2 separate regions of the Homo sapiens genome follow, and region 2 is linked to region 1. The links are chromatin loops, found by intact Hi-C in ENCODE. Cell type or tissue: breast epithelium. All regions are shown on one strand. Each heading gives the region's core, and the rest is flanking DNA. Links, peaks and the distances in the headings are about the cores only.

Evidence for each region. Hi-C counts contacts between places; a loop is a spot of excess contacts. Peaks named below come from ENCODE experiments on the same cell type or tissue, not always from the same donor. Only the 100,000 strongest peaks of a DNase experiment are listed, where the experiment ranks them.
Region 2: it touches region 1 in a loop (3-fold over the local background); 1 of 110 quality-filtered maps calls a loop at or near these places.

The regions. Positions count from the first base shown.
Region 1 is chr6:154,948,753-154,957,406 of GRCh38, reverse strand. No RefSeq gene overlaps it. Among named protein-coding and RNA genes, the nearest start is that of TIAM2, 42 kb to the left of the region's middle. RefSeq lists an enhancer at 5,547-6,047. In breast epithelium, for the core only: no CTCF peak of the experiment used is centred there; a DNase peak (open chromatin) is centred at 5,603.
Region 2 is chr6:155,150,152-155,158,805 of GRCh38, reverse strand. All of the region lies in intron 7 of TIAM2 (TIAM Rac1 associated GEF 2), which reads right to left. Among named protein-coding and RNA genes, the nearest start is that of CLDN20, 110 kb to the left of the region's middle. In breast epithelium, for the core only: no CTCF peak of the experiment used is centred there; a DNase peak (open chromatin) is centred at 4,255; H3K4me3 peaks cover 227 bases; H3K27ac peaks cover 369 bases.

The DNA of each region.
Region 1 (8,654 bases), core at 4,152-6,651:
CTCTTGGGTTTATAAGATCCTCCCGCCTCAGCTTTCCAAGCAGCTGGGACTACAGGTACGTGCCACCATGCTTGGCTAATTTTTGTATTTTTTGTAGAGACAAGTTCCCACTATGATGCCCAGGCTGGTCTCAAACTCCTAAGCTCAAGTGACCTGCCCAACTCAGCCTCCTAAAGTGCTGGGATTACACGTGCGAGCCACTGTGCTCAGCCAAGTCAGTAATTTTGGAAGCTGCATTACACATTTTAGGTGAAAAGCAATAATTACTGATAATTATTCAGTAGCTGTTCTTTCCATTTCTAGAACTATCATAACAGTTCACATCCTTGGACACCCATGGGCCTCATAGACTCACAGACTCTCAGGGCTGGAAGGGTTCTGGTGCTTTGCTCCTTCAACTCCCTTCATGAGTCTTCCTCCGCGGCTGCCCAGGCACGTGTGATACCTCCAGCAGGGGTCTCATTACCACCCATTCCCCTTTTCCTCTGTCTAAATCAGCTTTAAAAGTCTCATTTACCCTCTTTTGCATCTCTGCAAGCAGAGGCACATTTTAGGCTACTGCGCCCTAAATCTCCTCTCATATCCATCCCTGGTCATTCACGCCTCTTTTGCTAGATTTTTTGCACATCCTTTAAAAATCTTATTCACTGGCAAGGCTCCAGATTTTCTGCAATAATAACTTAAACATTTTTTTTTTGCCACTGAGTGCTAGACTGACGAGGTCCTTTTTTGATCAGTGGAATCTGATGTTGTGATATCATTATTGACTCAGGCAAATCATGAACTGCTAGTACCAGTGAGTGCAGCTGGTAAGAATAAAGTAATGATGGGGCCGAGTGTTGTGGCTCAGGCCTGTAATCCCAGTACTTTGGGAGGCCGAGGCCGGTGGATCACCTGAGGTCAGGAGTTCAAGACGAGACTGGCCAACATGGCGAAACCCCATCTCTACTAAAAATACAAAAATTAGCCAGGCATGGTAGCAAGAGCCTATAGTCCCAGCTACTCGGGAAGCTGAGGCAGGAGAATCACTTGTACTCAGGAGGTGGGAGGTTGCAGTGAGCCAAGATGGGGCCCACGGCTGGCTGCTTGTCCAGGCCTTGGCTCTCTCCTGCCAGATGGTCCTACAGACTTGCCTGTGCCTTGGGTTATGAGGAGGGAGACATAGTGTGGTTGGCTCAGCATAATCACAACATGGACCCATGGAAAAACAGGAGCATCCACAAGAGGGATACCTGAGGCTGGAGCTCTGCCGGGGAGAAAAGGTGATGACAAAGAAAGATAGGAGAGCTGGGCATGGTGGCCCATGCCTATAATCCCAATACTTTGGGAGGCTGAGGCAGGAGGATAACTTCAGCCCAAGAGTTCAAGACCAGCCTGGGCAACATAGCAAGACTCCATCTCTAAAAAAAAATAAAAAATTATCCAGGCATGGTGGCTCATGTCTGTAGTCTCAGCCACTTGGGAAGCTGAGGCTGCAGTGAGCCAAGATCTCACGACTGCACTCCAGCTTGGGTGACAGAGCGAGACCCTGTCTCAACAACAACAAAAGAAGAAAGGAGCCATAAGAAATAGGGCTTCATGGAAATATGTCTTGTCAAAGGGAGAAGAGGGAGAGTAAAGTGCAAAGACGAAGGAGAGAGGCCAGGCACGGCAGCTCACACCTGTAATCCCAGCACTTTGGGAGGCCAATGCAGGCGGATCACCTGAGGTTGGGAGTTTGAAACCAGCCTGACCAACCTGGAGAAACCCCGCCTCCACTAAAAATACAGTATTAGCTGGGCATGGTGGTGCATGTCTGTAATCCCAGCTACCCGGGAGGCTCAGGCAGGAGAATCACTTGAACCTGGGAGGCAGAGGTTGCAGTGAGCCAAGATCACACCATTGCACTCCAGCCTGGGTGACAAGAGCGAAACTCCATTTAAAAACAAAACAAAACATTAAAAAAACGAAGGAGAGAATGCCGTTTGGGAATTACTCAAGGCAGCTCTTTCCCTTTTTTTTTTTTTTTTTTTTTTGAGACCAGTTCTTGCTCTGTCACCCATCCAGGCTGGAGTGCAGTGGTGTAACCATGGCTCACTGCTGCCTCAACCTCCCCAGGCTCAACTGATCCTCCCATCTCAACCTCCCAAGTAGCTAGGACTACAGGCATGCACTGCCACACCCGACTAATTTTTGTATTTTTTGTATAGATGGGTTTTGTCATGCTGCCCAGGCTGGTCTTTAATTCCTGGGCTCAAGTGATCTTCCCACCTCAACCTCCCAAAGTGCTGGGATAACAGGCATGAGCGACTGCTCCCAGCACCCTTCCCATCCTTGATCTCTCCATGCGGATGCTCAATGCGCTTTGAGGGAAGCCTCAATGTGCTCTGCAAACCCTTAAGTCTGTGAGTGCGTGTGTGGCTATGGAGTAGGGGTTGCAGGCGAGTTTGCACGCCTCGGCAGGAAGGGGCTGGCACTTACCTGCTTATTCTCCCTGGGCTCAGATGCTCAGGTGAGGGAGAAAACCCAGGCGGGCTGCTGTGGGGTTTGTACCTAATACTAAGGGGTCTACCCCAGGTGCACACTCACAAAATCTCATTCAGAGTTCAAAGAGGTAACAAAAGGAACGTGTGTGTGTACCGCATGCGCGCCCACAGTGTGAGTTTGGCACACATGAAGACATATGCCCATATGTTTACCCTCTCAAATTTTCCAGTGCAAATTAGGAGGCTGGTTCTAATAACATGGCAATAAAACATCAAGCGTCTGTGCTACAGTCTCTCACCAGGCATGGGAAAATGGTTTATCTTGGATCCCGGGGCAGCCACTAATGTAATGAGAAACTAATAGATGGAGGAACCATCCAGACACAGTTTCAAGGCCACAGAATTTTTCTTCTTATCCACAACAAAGTCTCAGGAATGCAAGACCACAGGCACAGGCTGGAAAACTGCACAGAAGTGGAGTTCTCCTGATGGGAGAGATTCACACGGCAGCCTCGGTTCACAGAGGTTTCATATGGAATTTCTCTGTGGAGGGTTGTACAGGAAGCAGCTGAGTGGAACTCTTAAAATGAGAGCACGTTACAGAAAGACTCCAAAACTATGACTCTCATCTCACCTGAAGACAACCGCTCCTTTTTCATGCATTTGACAAGACCATTTTCATATCAGTCAGGCATTTAACTTTCATGTTCATATAAAAATTCAGTACTTTTACCAATAACAAGAAGTTTTGGTTCTGGGGTTGTTTTTTGTTTTTGGTATAGTTGGGGGTTTTGCTGTGTTGTCCAGACTGGTCTCAAACTCTTGACTTCACACGATCCTCTAACCTTGGCCTCCCAAAGTGCTGTGATTATAGGCAGGAGCCACCACATCTATCCTAACAAGAAGTGTTTTTGTGGCGTTTTTTTTCTGTTTGTTTTTTAAGACAGAATCTTGCTCTGTTGCCCACTGTGGAGTGCAGTGGCGCTATCATAGCTCACTCCAACCTCGATCTCCTGGGCTCAAGCGATCCTCCCACCCTCAGCCTCCAAGTAGCTGGGACCACAGGCACGCACCGTCACGCCCAGCTAATTTTTCTTATTTTTAGCAGAGACAAGGTCTTGCTTTGTTGCCCAGGCTGGTCTTGAACTCCTGAGCTCAAGCAGCCCTCCGGCGTTGGCCTCCCAAAGTGTTGCGATTACAGGCATGAGTCATGGTGCCCCATCTAACAAGATGTTTTAAAAGAGCTTTTTCAAAAATATAGAAATTCAGGCAAATTGTTACCCCCCACCCCCGCAAATTAATGAAAAGGAGGCACTCTTTCCTCAAAAATCAAACTGTTTTGAGGCTGGGTGCGGTGGCTCATGCCTGTAATCCCAGCACTTTGGTGGATCACCTGAGGCCAGGAGTTTGAGACCAGCCTGGCCAGCATGGTGAAACCCCATCCGTATTAAAAATACAAAAATTAGCCAGGCATGGTGGTGTGTGCCTGTAATCCCAGCTACTCGGGTGGCTGAGGCAAGAGAATCGCTTGAACCTGGGAGGCAGATTGCAGTGAGCTGAGATCGCACCACTGCACTCCAACCTGGGTGACAAAGTGAGACTCCATCTCAAAAAAAAAGAAAAAAGAAAAAAGAAAATAAATCAAACTGTTTTGAGAAAAGTAGTTTTATTATTTTACTAAAAAATTTGTTTTGAATAATTTGGTACATTGTCACAAGAATTCATTGGCTGTGTTGTGAACAAAATGGCTTAAGAAACACAGCTATGTTTCATGTTGATAGGATGTCACAAGCCACATGTATGATATGTCTGACCTAATGGTACTCTTCTCTGTGCTCCCGTGTCACATGACCTGCCTGTGACAATGCCACTTACATCGTCATTAGAGTTCCTGTGCCTAGCTACATGCCCCACCTCCAGCTTCCACCTCACTGAAAAGGTCTTGAAGGAGAAGACCAGGCTTCCTCCTCCTTGATTCCCCTAGAACCTGGGCCAGTGCCTTGAAGAGCTGTTCCATGAATGTCTGGGGAGGGTGTGGGAAATATGGTTGGACATGGGTAGGTTGGTGCCAGGTTACATGGGGATTTAGAACCTGGACTTGACCCATCCTGGGCCAGAAGGAGCCACTTAAGGTTTTTGAGCAGAGGGTGATGTGGTGGGTGTGGTGGCTCATGCCTGTAATCCCAGCACTTTGGGAGGCTGAGGTGGGTGGATCACGAGGTCAGGAGTTCAAGACCAGCCTGGCCAATATGGTGAAACCCCATCTCCACTAAAAGATACAAAAATGAGCCGGGCGTGGTGGCACAAGCCTGTAGTCCCAGGCTGAGGCAGGAGAATCCCTTAAACCTAGGAGGCGGAGGTTGCAGTGAGCCGAGATCGCACCACTGCACTCCAGCCTGGGTGACAGAGTGAGACTTGGTCTCAAAAAAAAGGAAAAGAAAAGAAAACAAATTGTGTTGAAGTCCAGAAATGGGGCACTGGAGCGGGAGCCCAGAGCAGAAGCTATTGCCAGAGGTCACAAGGACAGAGACTAGAGGCAAATCTAAAGGATTTTCAAGGAAAAGCAGAACTTGGTGTCCCTTTCCAGGGGAAGAAGGATATGGAAGGGTCAAAGTTGGCTCTAGAGGTTGGAGGGCTGAAAGAGGTGCCCTCCTAACAGATACTAGGGTGAGGATTTGGGGCAGGACAGAAGGTGGGGGAGACAAGTTCACCGTTGGTCATGTTCAGTCTGAATAGATCCCCCAGGGTGCAATGTCCAGGCAGTAATTATAACTCAGAAGAGGAGTCAGGGCTGAAGATTCAAATCAGCAAGTCACCCTGGCTTGCAGTGACTTCTCTGAAAAGAGAAAATGCTTCACCAGAAGAACAGGGGAGAGCTCTTAGGTATGTCCCCAAAATCTGCTTGCTAGGATGGGATGAGTCACCCGGAAGGACCTGCCCAGGTGCTAAGGAAACTGGAAAGGGCTAGGTCAGGTGAGCCTGAGGGAACAGTTTCCTGAACGGGGGTGGAAGAGGAGGTCCACGGTGACAACTTTGGAAGGAAGGAAAAGGAGAAGGACCACGGAAAGACAAGGCGGTGTTTTTAAGGAAGTCATTCATGCATGGATGGTAGACAAGACGGCAGCAGAGCAGCTGGGGCAGATGCCAAACCACAGAGCACAGACAAAGAAGAAAGAAAATGTGAAAGAGCAGGAAGCAGTGGCTGCAGGTGACACTTCTGAGGAGGCCGTTTGGAAGCTACAGGAAGCAGTGGCTGGAGGTGACACTTCTGAGGAGGCCGTTTGGAAGCTACAGGAAGCAGTGGCTGGAGGTGACACTTCTGAGGAGGCCGTTTGGAAGCTACAGGAAGCAGTGGCTGGAGGTGACACTTCTGAGGAGGCTGTTTGGAAGCTACAGGAAGCAGTGGCTGGAGATGACACTTCTGAGGAGGTGGTTTGGAAGCTACAGGAAGCAGTGGGATAAAGGAGGGGGTGATCTTCATCCTGAGCATGCTTGCCAAACACACTCATGCCCATTGCACACGCTGAGATGTGCACCCAGCTCTCTTCTCCAGAGAGGTCCACATGGCACACATGTGAATGGCCCAAACTTCTGGACGTGTGGTCCTCTGTGCCCAAAGCCTCCGGGGTACCTAGGGAAACACGCTGGCTGCCTTATGAGCACGTGAAAGAAGCCCAGGTGCCAGACCTGAGCACTGAGCAGTTCTTGGCACTCATGCTGCTCATGGGGATTGTGTACAGAGAGCAGACTGGGCTGGAGGACCAGCAGGTGCACACAGAGGCCACCTCAAAGGGACATGGCAGCAGTACTGTGGGTCCCTTGCTCTCCCTATGAGTGAATGCAGCTTTGGGCAGCGTGACTGAGTCCACCCAAATCTAAGCACATCTGGTGAGATTGCTGGGGAGCCAGTCACGGAACACAGACTCTGACGTCTCCTGAGTCGGCAGAGATTCAGGCTCAGAAGCTCCATCCTCAGCACCCCCTTCACACTCTGGAGGAAGCTGGAGGAATCTTCTCCTACTGCTATCTTCACGTGGCATGGATACTGTAGAGGAGTAGGAATGGGGGTCCATGAAGGAATCTATTCTATCGCCAGAGCTTTGGAAGCCTTCAAATGGCCTACGAGCCTAGAGGCATCTGGAATCAAAGCAGTAATGACACCTTCCTGCCTTGGTGATTCTATTTAATGAAGAATAACTATAAAGAGAGCAAGATGGCCAAACAGAACCCTCCAGCTATCATCCCACCCTGTCCCCTCCAACCTCACCCCTCAAGAACACCAAATTGAACTATTATCCACAGAAGACAGCACCTTCAAAAGAACCAGAAAATAAGGTGAGCAATCACAGTACCTGGTTTTAACATCATATCAAGGAAGAGGCACTGAAGAGGGTGGGAAAGACAGCCTTGAATTGCTCACACTACCCTTCGCCCTTCCCCTAGGAGCGCAGCATGATGCAGAGAATCTGTGTCTTTGGAAGAGGGAGAGGGAAGTCATTATGGAGCTTTGCATTGCAACTCAGTGCTGCCCTGATACAGTGGAAAGCAACACAGGGCAGAATTAGGCTGGTGCCCATGGAGGGAGCATTTAGACCAGTCCTAGCTGGAGGAGAAGGGTTCGTCTTGGTAGTCAGAACCGGAGTTCTAGCAAGCCCTGCCACTGCAGGCTCAAGTGCTCTGGGGTACTAAATAAACTTGAAAGACAGTTTAGGCCACAAGGACCACAATTCCTGGGCAAGTCGCAGTACTGGGCCGACCTTGGAGCCAGTAGGCTTGGTGTGCATGCAACCCAGTGAAACACTAGCTGACATGGCCAAGGCCTGTCCCCCAACCCCAGGCAGCACAGCTCGCAATTCCAAGAGGAGAGGAAAGAGTAAAGAGGACTTAAAGAGGACTTTATCTTGCAACTTGAACACCAGCTTAGCCACAGTAAAATAAAGCACTAAAGTCCTGAAGCCCCCATTCGAGGCCATAGCTCCTGGGTGACATTTCTAGACCCACCCTGGGCCAGAAGGGAACCCACTGCCCTGAAGCAAAAGACAGTCCCAGAAGAATTCACCACCAGCCAACTAAAAAGCTCTTGGGCATTGAATAAATATCAGGTCACCACAGGCCTTGGGTGAGACCCAGTATTGTGCTGGCTTCAGGTGTGACCCAACACACTCTCAGCAGTGATGGCGATGTAAGTGCTTGTGCCACCCATCCCCCAAATCTAGACAGCTCAGCATGGAGAAAGTGATTCCATTTGTTTGGTGGAAAGTAAGAGAAGGGTACGAGAGACTCTGCCTGGTAATCCAGGGAATTCTCTTGGATCTTATCCAAGATCACCAAGGCAGTACCTCTACGGGTCTGCAAAAGTTACACCGTTACTGGGCTTGGGTTGCCTTGTAATGCACATATGACTGCAATGACCAAAGACTTAGATCACAACACTCAATTCCCTTTGAATATTTGGAAAGTTTTCTCAAGAAGCACGGGTACAAGGAAGTCCAAATTGTGAAGATTAGAATAAATACCTAAATCTTTAATATCTAGACATCAACAAACATCCACAAGTATCAGGACCATCCAGAAAAACATGACCTCACCAAATAACTAAATAAGACACCAGTGACCAATTCCAGAATGATAGAGATCTATGGCCTTTCAGACAGAGGATTCAAAATAGCTGTTTTGAGGAAACAGCAAAATCCAAGATAACACAGAGAAGGAATTCAGAATCCTATCAGATGAATTTAACAAAGAGATTGAAATAATTACAAAGAATCAAGCAGGAATTCTGGAGCTAAAATAAAAATTCAATGGACAAACTGAAGAATGCATCAGGCTCTCAACAGCAGAACTGATCAAGCAGAAGAAAGAATTAGTGAGCTTGAAAACGGACTATTTGAAAATACACAGAGGAGTCAAAAGAAAAAAGAATAAAAAATAATGGAGCACATCTACAGGATCTAGAAAATAGCCTCAAATGGGCAAATCAAAGACTTATTGGCCTTAAAGAGGAGGTAGAAGAGATAGAGAGACTGGGGTGGAAAGTTTACTTAGCAGGGTGTGGTGGCTCATGCCTGTAATCCCAGCACTTTGAGAGGACGAGGTGGGTAGATCACCTGAGGTTAGGAGTTCAAGACCAGTCTGATCAACATGGTGAAACCTCATCTCTACAAAAATACAAAAATTAGCCAGGCAAGA
Region 2 (8,654 bases), core at 2,803-5,302, 200 kb before region 1:
AGATATGATATAAAAAGAAAAAAAAAAACACTTGCAGCCTGGTCAACGTGGTGAAACCCCGTCTCTATAAAAAAACACAAAACTCAGCCAGGTGTGGTTGGTGCACACCTGTAGCCCCATCTATGTGGGAGGCAGAGGTGGGAGGATAGCTTGAGCCCAGGAGGTTGAGGCTGCAGTGAGCCGAGACAGGGCCACTGCACACTCCAGCCTGGGCAACAGAGTGAGACCCTGTCAAAAAAAAAAAAGTAAAAAACATAACTTCTATATAGATTGAGCTTTTGTTTCTTTTAATGCCCATGCTCAAAACATAAAAAAGACAAGACTGAAAAAAACTCACTCTGAGAAGGTTTTCATTATCTTTCATTGTGAAAGGAAGTTACTAATAACAAAATTACAGGGGAACACTCCCATTTTTAAACATTGGCACAAATTCAATGCAAAATTTTCCTCTTTATTGCTAACACAGCTTTACTGATTTAATGAACTCAGAAAGGTTATGGTCTCCTGTAGTAAAGTGGGAGGGAGAGGGATGAAGCCTAATGCTAAAAATAACAAATGAATAATGATTTTTTTTTAAAAGATGACAAGTACATTCCTGCCACACCCAGCAGTCCTAGAAAAATATTTTCTGCCATTTAGTCATTTAATCGCAGTAGTCATTTGCCTATTACTAGGTTTGTCCCATAAGATAATTCATGTTTCTTTCTTGGTGTAAGAAGCTGAAAAACTCCCGTTCCATGCTTTCCAAATACTAAAACCTATCTTCACAGAAGAACCAGCTAGTGACATAGATGACACTCAAGTTTAACAGTATTTAGAACAACCAGCTAAAGTAGAGAGATTCGGTTTTGTTCTGTTTTCCTTTGAGATATAATTCCCATACCCAAAAATTCACTCAGTTTTATAATCAATGTAATTCCCATCAAATCGACCTGAAAAATCCAAGTTATAAAAACAAGTAAATCAAGGATTCTATTCCACACAAAACAATTCATCACCTGGTTTAGTTAGCAAGCAAAGCACCATCTGATTTACCCAAGTCTTACGGAGCAGTAGCGCCTATGAATTAGGAGCAAAGATTTGTGTCCAAATCCCAGCTCTACCACTTACCAGCTGTGTGACATTAGCAAATGCACTTCTTGGTGCTCCAGTGGCGCAATCAGTTAGTGCACGGTACTTATACGGAAAATGTACTTCTCGTCTGGGTGCAGTGGCTCACTCCTATAATCCCAGCACTTTGAGAGGCCGAGACAGGAGGATCGCTTGCACCCAGGAGTTCGAGACCAACCTGGGCAACATAGCGAGACCTCGTCTCTATTTTTTAAAAAAATTTTTAATTCTAAAAAAAAAAAAGAAAGAAAAAGAAAAGAAATATACTTCTCCTAAGGGTCTATTTACTCATCCAACAAACGGGTGCTATATCTACATCTTTACCTTGCAGAGTTATTGTGAAATCACATATGATAGTGGCCTAAGGCAGAGGCTCTGATAAAACAAGGAAGGGGAGCATGAGAACAAGGCAGGGCAAAAGGAGGCGTTCTGTTAGACGGGGGTGAAGCAGGAAGGCCTGGAACACTGGGAAGTGGGGTGGTGGCTGACTCAGAGAAGATCTCTGTTTCCTGCAGTACAGAGGACAGCATCCCTGGACAGACGAGACAGAGGTGCTTCCACACATTCACTAACTCAAGCAAGGCATCGAGGGTTCAGAGATAAAAAAACAGACACGGTTCCTCCAGGAGCACGTATTTTATAGCAGGAGCAACCTTACACACGAAGAAATCATGACAAAGCCATGGATGACAGCAGTGGCACAGACATGGAGAACTGTGGGAGGAGAGTGGGGCTCCCTGATGGAGTGGGCAAAAGGGCGATCAAGGACAGCGCCTTGGAGGAAGCGACCCCTAAACCCTTCATGACAGTCGAGAAGGGGTGAGCCAGATGAAGAGGGCGGAGGGGAGCAGGGCACATTTGTGCACAGCACAGGAGTCCTCTCTGCCTGAGGAAAAACCCAAAGAAAGGAGCAGAAGGGTGGGCTCAGGGAGTTGCAGATAAAGGTCAAGGTGGGGAGAGGTTATCAGGGACTTTATCTGGCAATCACAGGATCACATGTGCTTTTTATTTTTTTACTTTATTTATTTATTTATTTATTTTGAGACATATCACTCTGTTGCCCAGGCTGGAGTGCAATGGTGTGATCTCAGCTCATGGAAACCTCTGCTTCCTGGGTTCAAGCGATTCTCCTGCCTCAGCCTCCCGAGTAGCTGGGATTACAGGTATGCGCCACGACACCTGGCTAATTATTTTTGTATTTTTAGTAGAGACGGGGTTTCACCACATTGGCCAGGCTAGTCTTGAACTCCTGACCTCAAGTGATCCGCCCACCTTGGCCTCCCAAAATGCTGGGATTACAGGCATGAGCCACTGCACCTGACCCAGATGTGCTTTTCCGATGCAACCCAGTCTGGCTGTTGTATGGAAGATGCATCAGACGAAGGGCGAAACCGGAGGCTTCTGCAGTGGTACCGGGAGGAGAGAGTGACAGACAGTCCTACTTCCCCTGTCTACCTCTCACCACCTACCTAAAACCACACTGCATTTGCTCCCACTGTGCCTTGGCCTGGAAGACCCCTCTCTATTCTCCCGGTAAACTCCTCATTTTTCAAGAAGCAACTTGGCCTCCCTCCTCCAGGGTCTTCCATGACTGCACATGAGGCTATATTTCCCATTTCTGTCTTCCACAGCACTGGAATGCCACGTGCACTGAATCACTGTGTTATGTTGAAATTGTATGCTCAACTGTCTGTCACCTGCTAGACTGAGAGCTCAACTGTCTGTCACCTCTCTCTAGCAGGTGCCACTGTCACTGAAGGCTCTAGCACTCTCTCTAGCAGTGCCACTGTCACTGAGGGCAGAGACAGTGACTTCTTTGAGTCTCCAGTCTGTGCACATTTGCCTGACCCAGAGTATGCACCGAACAAACGCTCATTTAACTAAACCAAACATTCTTATTCTCCTAACAAAAACATTTCCAGGCTGGGAGCGGTGGCTCATGCCTGTAATCCCAACACTTTGGGAGGCCAAGGCGGGCAGATTGCCTGAAGTCAGGAGTTCGAGACCAGCCTGGCCAACATGGCAAAACCCCGTCTCTACAAAAAATACAAAAATTTGCCGGGTGTGGTGGCGTACGCCTGTAATCCCAGCTACCCAGGAGGCTAAGGCAGGAGAATCACTGGAACCCTGGAGGCAGAGGCTACAGTGAGCCGAGATCACACCACTGCATTCCAGCCTGGGCGACAGAGAAAGACTCCGTTTCAAAAAAATAGAAAATAAAAACACTTCCAGCTGGGCACACTGGCTCACACCTGTAATCCCAGCACTTTGGGAGGCTGAGGCAGGCGGATCAGTTGAGGTCAGGAGTTTGAGACCAGCATGGCCAATCCCATCTCTACTAAAATACAAAAATTACCAGGACGTAGTGGCACATGCCTGTAATCGCAGCTGCCTGGGAGGCTGAGGGACGAGAATCACTTGAACTCAGGAGGCAGAGGTTGCAGTGAGCCAAGACCATGCCACTGCACTCCAGCCTGGGCAACACAGCAAGACTCTGCCTTAAAAAATAAAAAATAACACTTTCACCATCTCCCTATTGCCTGCCTTAAAAAATAAAAAATAAAAAATAACACTTTCACCATCTCCCTATTGCCTATTGAATAAAGTTCACATCTTCACCCACCACCTCCACAATCTGACTTTATCTCCCTCAAATCCCCTCACAAATATGCTACACTCCAGTGGTTTGTTCCTCAAACTGCTTCCCCCTGTACACATCCAGAAATACACCACAGTATCCTCGTATTTTCCTCAAAGCCTTGTTCTCATTGTTCTCTTCACCAGTTGCCAATTGTCCAAACGCAATCCGTCCTCTTTATGATTTTAAAACTGTATTTAAGTAAATATTTAAACTGAAGCCCACATTTCATAAAACCCAGAGCAGTCTGAACCCTACCAGCAAGTGCTTCCTCCTTCCCCACAGCAACCCCTGGTAGTCCAACCACCTCCTCCCTCCCCAGCCTAATTAACCACAGAAGCAGGCCTGTCTACCCTGGAAATCGCACATAATGAGGCAGGATGGGGGATGCCATCTGGGAGAATGCCAAGACTGCCTAAGGGTGGTGAGGTTTTGTCCTTGTTTACTTGTTTGAAATAATAAGCAGAAAGGCAAATAAAGTACTAACTGGACTTAATTTACAACTCTTCCTCCCTGGGAACTTCAAAGGCGATCTGGCGTGTGGATGGCGGTGTGATCTGGTCCACATTGGACATGCTCAAATGAAAGCTGCATCATCCTGCCCCAGAAACACCCAAGAGGCCCAGGACACGGCCAGAGCATGTCACCACTGACCGTATGTAGCTCAGCCGGTATGTTACAACTGCGATAGTGCCTTTTTATTTCAAAAAGGATCTTCTCCACCCACGTACTTCGAAGAAAACCTGTTCCAGAGAATTTCTGTTGCATGATGTCACCTACATTGCACATTCTATTTTTAGGCTAGAAATGACTACATCTGAGGTTTTCAGGGAAAACCGCTGGGGAGGAAGCTACATAAATAAATGTATATTTATTGAGGTTTTAAAATGCTAAGTGGATAAAGCACTGCTCTTTTACAGATATTTTTAAAAGGAAGTTTAGAGAAAGCTAAATGCTTAGGGAATATTTTGGAGACCCTGTCCTGATTGGTCTTGATCTGTAAATACCTTTGCCTTTGTGGCTTCACATTACATTTTTTTGTCAAATATCTCATAAAAGCAATTTTAAGCAAGTACTTGTTCCTGCTTAATGCTTCCCAGTCTTTGTGTCTGAAGGTAAAAAGTAAACAGCTCTTGGCCAGGTATAGTGGTTTCACGCCTGTAATCCCACCAGTTTGGGAGGTCGAGGCAGGCAGATCACCTGAGGTCAGGAGTTTGAGAACAGCCTGGTCAACATGGTGAAACCCCATCTCTACTAAAAATACAAAAATTAGCTGGGCGTAGTGGTGGGTGCCTGTAATCCCAGCTACTCGGGAGGTTGAGGCAGGAGAATTGCTTGAATCCAGCAGGTGGAGGTTGCAGTGAGCTGAGATTGCGCCACTACCCTCCAGCCTGGGTGACAGAGCAAGACTCTGTCAAAAAAAAAAAAAAAAAAAAGCGTAAACAGCTCCTTTACAACCTGCTGACAAAGGATGCAAGGACAGCGGGCACAGCAAACATAACTCAGGCTACACACTACAAAGCCCTTCAGGAACATGTGACTAAATCATAACCTCAAAGAGTGCAATACGGTGAGGAGAATACTTCCAGGTAGAATTTCTTTTTTTTTTCTTTTTCAGAAATAGGGTCTTGCTGTGTTGCCCCACCTGATCTTGAGCTCCTGGCCTCAAATGAACCTCCAGCCTCAGCCTCCCAAAGTACTGGGATTACAGGTGTGAGTCACCGTGCCTGGACAAGAATTTCTAAAATCAATCCCAATTGTCTGTTACCAGAAACTCACAAGACTAACATGAGAAAGGGAGTGCATGTACGGCAGGGGTTGGGAGAAGGGTGTAGGGGAGAAGGGAGTGTGGGGAGGACACAGGAAGGGGTTAGGGCCTGGGCTATGGGGAGGGGAGAACCAAAAATGAAAAATTAGTAGCATTAGAAAGGTGCACTTAAAATAACTAAAGTGATGATTCTGTCAAAGAATGGATAATGGACCACAAGTGATAATTACCCTCATTCTTTAAAACAGTTTCTCTTCAGGCCACCTGACCATCCAGACCCCTGGATTTATGTAAGGGTTTATGTTCAAGTAACCTCCCCTCTTAATCAGAGAATAGCACCAACTATGATGTCATCAATTAAACATTTACAAACTATGGACAAGGGAATACAATTACATTTAATGCAAATTTAAATTTTTAAAAAAATGTCTGCTTAGACTCCTTGTGGCCACAGAGAAACCCCCACCCACCACCACCACACACACACAACAGGCCAGGAGCCTCTCAGTGTTGCCAAATGTCCCTTTTCTCTCCCTAGCCCTAAACATCTGACCCTACCCAAAGACCTGAAAACTCCAAGCTGGGCATCCCTTCGACTACGATTATGGTCAGGATGAGATTTTTGACTGGGGTGCTCTGAACACTCTGAGACACTCGGATCCACAAGTCTCATCTCAGGATAGACAGGCTGTGGCTGCCGGATCCTGGAAAATCAGCACCATGGATGAGACATGGTACAAAGAAAACTCTGGGATAACCGTGTCTCCTTCAGGCTCTTTGATCTGTCCCATCACCTCCACATGGACTCCCAACCTACATTCCACACAGACAGAGAGCGGGGAGGTACGGCTGCACTGCCTCGGGAGCTGAACGCCCCCTGGCTGTGAGCAGGGTGAGGCCCCTTAAGAGGGGCAGGCAGGGCCTGAGAGGAGGCAAGCTGGGCTCGTGGGGGCAGCTCTCCCTCAGCAATGTCAGCAGCTGTGTTCTTGTTGGATCCCAAAGCCTTCCACCTCCTGCATTCTTCTTGGCAGTTTTGGCTTCCTCGTTAAAACTATTTTGTACTTTGGAGTTTAAATGGCATATCCTGGTTGAGCAACAGTTCCGCTCAGGGGTGTAAGTTACTGTCTTTAAGATTCTAAAAAATTGAGATTAGCCGTGGTGGCTTACACCTGTAATCCCAGCACTTTGGGAGGCTGAGGCAAGCGGATCACCTAAGGTCAGAGTTCGAGACCAGCCTGACCAACATGGTGAAACCCCGTCTCTATTAAAAATACAAAATTAGCCGGGCGTGGTGGCGGGCGCCTGTAATCCCAGCTACTCAGGAGGCTGACGCATGGGAATCGCTTGAACCTGGGAGGTGGAGGTTAAGATGAGCCAAGATCACACCATTGCAATCCAGCCTGGGCATCAAGAGCAAAACTCTGTCTCAAAAAAAAAAAAGAAAAAAAAAGAAAAAAAAAAGATTCTATAGAATTACAGAAAATTATGTACCCTGTTATACATTTTCCATGTAAACTGTTGAACTTGTGTCACTTGGGACCAGGCCCTTGTATCTATACACCCAGCACAGTGCCACTCCACTGCCTGACACCTTTTGCCCCACTCTGTCCTCCAAGCTGCTGCCTGATTAATCTTCCAAAGACACTACAGTCATCATGCTTTGTCCTCAGCTTAAAAACCTGTATCCCCCCACCTGAAAGCAGAGTATAAAATAAACCTTACCATCTGAGCCTTGCATACAAGACCACTATGGGCTGAATGTGTCCCTCCGAAATATGTACGTTGAAATCTTAATGCTTTAGGTGATGGTATTAGGAAGTGGGGCCTTTTTAAAAGGGGCAATGATTAGGTCATTGTTTGGAGTGCAATTTATGGGTATAGTGTAAATATGTTATCACAGTTAGTTTGTAAGTGCAGATGTCTGCCAGAATGCCCAAATCTGTTTAGACCAACTGCATTGGGATATTCCAATTTGAGACGACATCACATGCTAGGGCGCACCAACCTTCAAGATAACCAGACACAGGTGGATCCCCAAACAGGGACTATAAAAAGAGAAGCCCTCAGGCAGCTCGACCTGCTCTGCTGAGACACAGACTCGTGAGGATGAGATGCTGCCACTCAGAAAGGGACCCGGAGTCAGGCTTGCCATCTCCTTGACTGAATGCTTCAGCCTCAACATTCCAGCCTTGATACCAGGGGAAGCTATTCCCAGATGCCTGAGGACTTCTGTGACCAATCCTGTGCCTATTCATGTAAGATCCCCGACTTGTTCCTAACAGGGTGAAAAACAAGAGTTGTGTGTAGCGTGAATGGGGATAAAATACCAATATCTGTTAAGAACTGTTTGCGTGCCAACAAACTGTGTGATTCAAGCATTAAGTTACGGTGTCTTTCATCCTTCACTGCTTAATCCACTGCGCACGACAGTCATAATGGTGAGCCCTCGTGAATAGGATGGATGGCCTTATAAAACGCGGCCCGGAAAGATCCCTCGCTCCTCATGTCATGCTAGAATACAGTTAAGAAGATGCTTCTAGAAACCAGAAAGCAGGGCCTCACCAGACACTGAATCTGCCGGCATCTTGATCTTGGACTTCTCAGCCTTCAGAACTCTGAGAAATAAATTGCTCTTGTTTATAAGCCACCCGCTTTACAGTATTTTGTTCCAGACTAAGACACAGACTGAAAAAGCTTCATTGCCTATCCAACCTAACTGCCAACTCTTGTCACTTCCCAAACCTTTGACTCCAGTGTGCTCCAGAGCCCCAAGCCACCACTCAGTCACTTCCAATTGTCTCTCCATGCTCGCCCAACACCCTTCCAGCCTGGAAATCCTTCACACCTCTTAACAACTTTTTAACACCATATTCTTCCAGGAAGTCTTCATTTCCTCAAGATCACAGTACAACCTCAACCCTCTGATCTCCCATAATATTTGATGACTATACCAGCTGTCACCTAACTTCGATCATTTTAGAATGACCTTTAGTTTCATGTTCATAAGGCTTGCTCTCTAACTAAATTATAATTTCTTAGAAACGGGGTCCATATTTTACAATTATTTTTATTTCTTTAAGCCAGGTGCATCTATTAGGTACACCAGTATTTGCAGATGGGAAAATAAGCAGGAGGGAA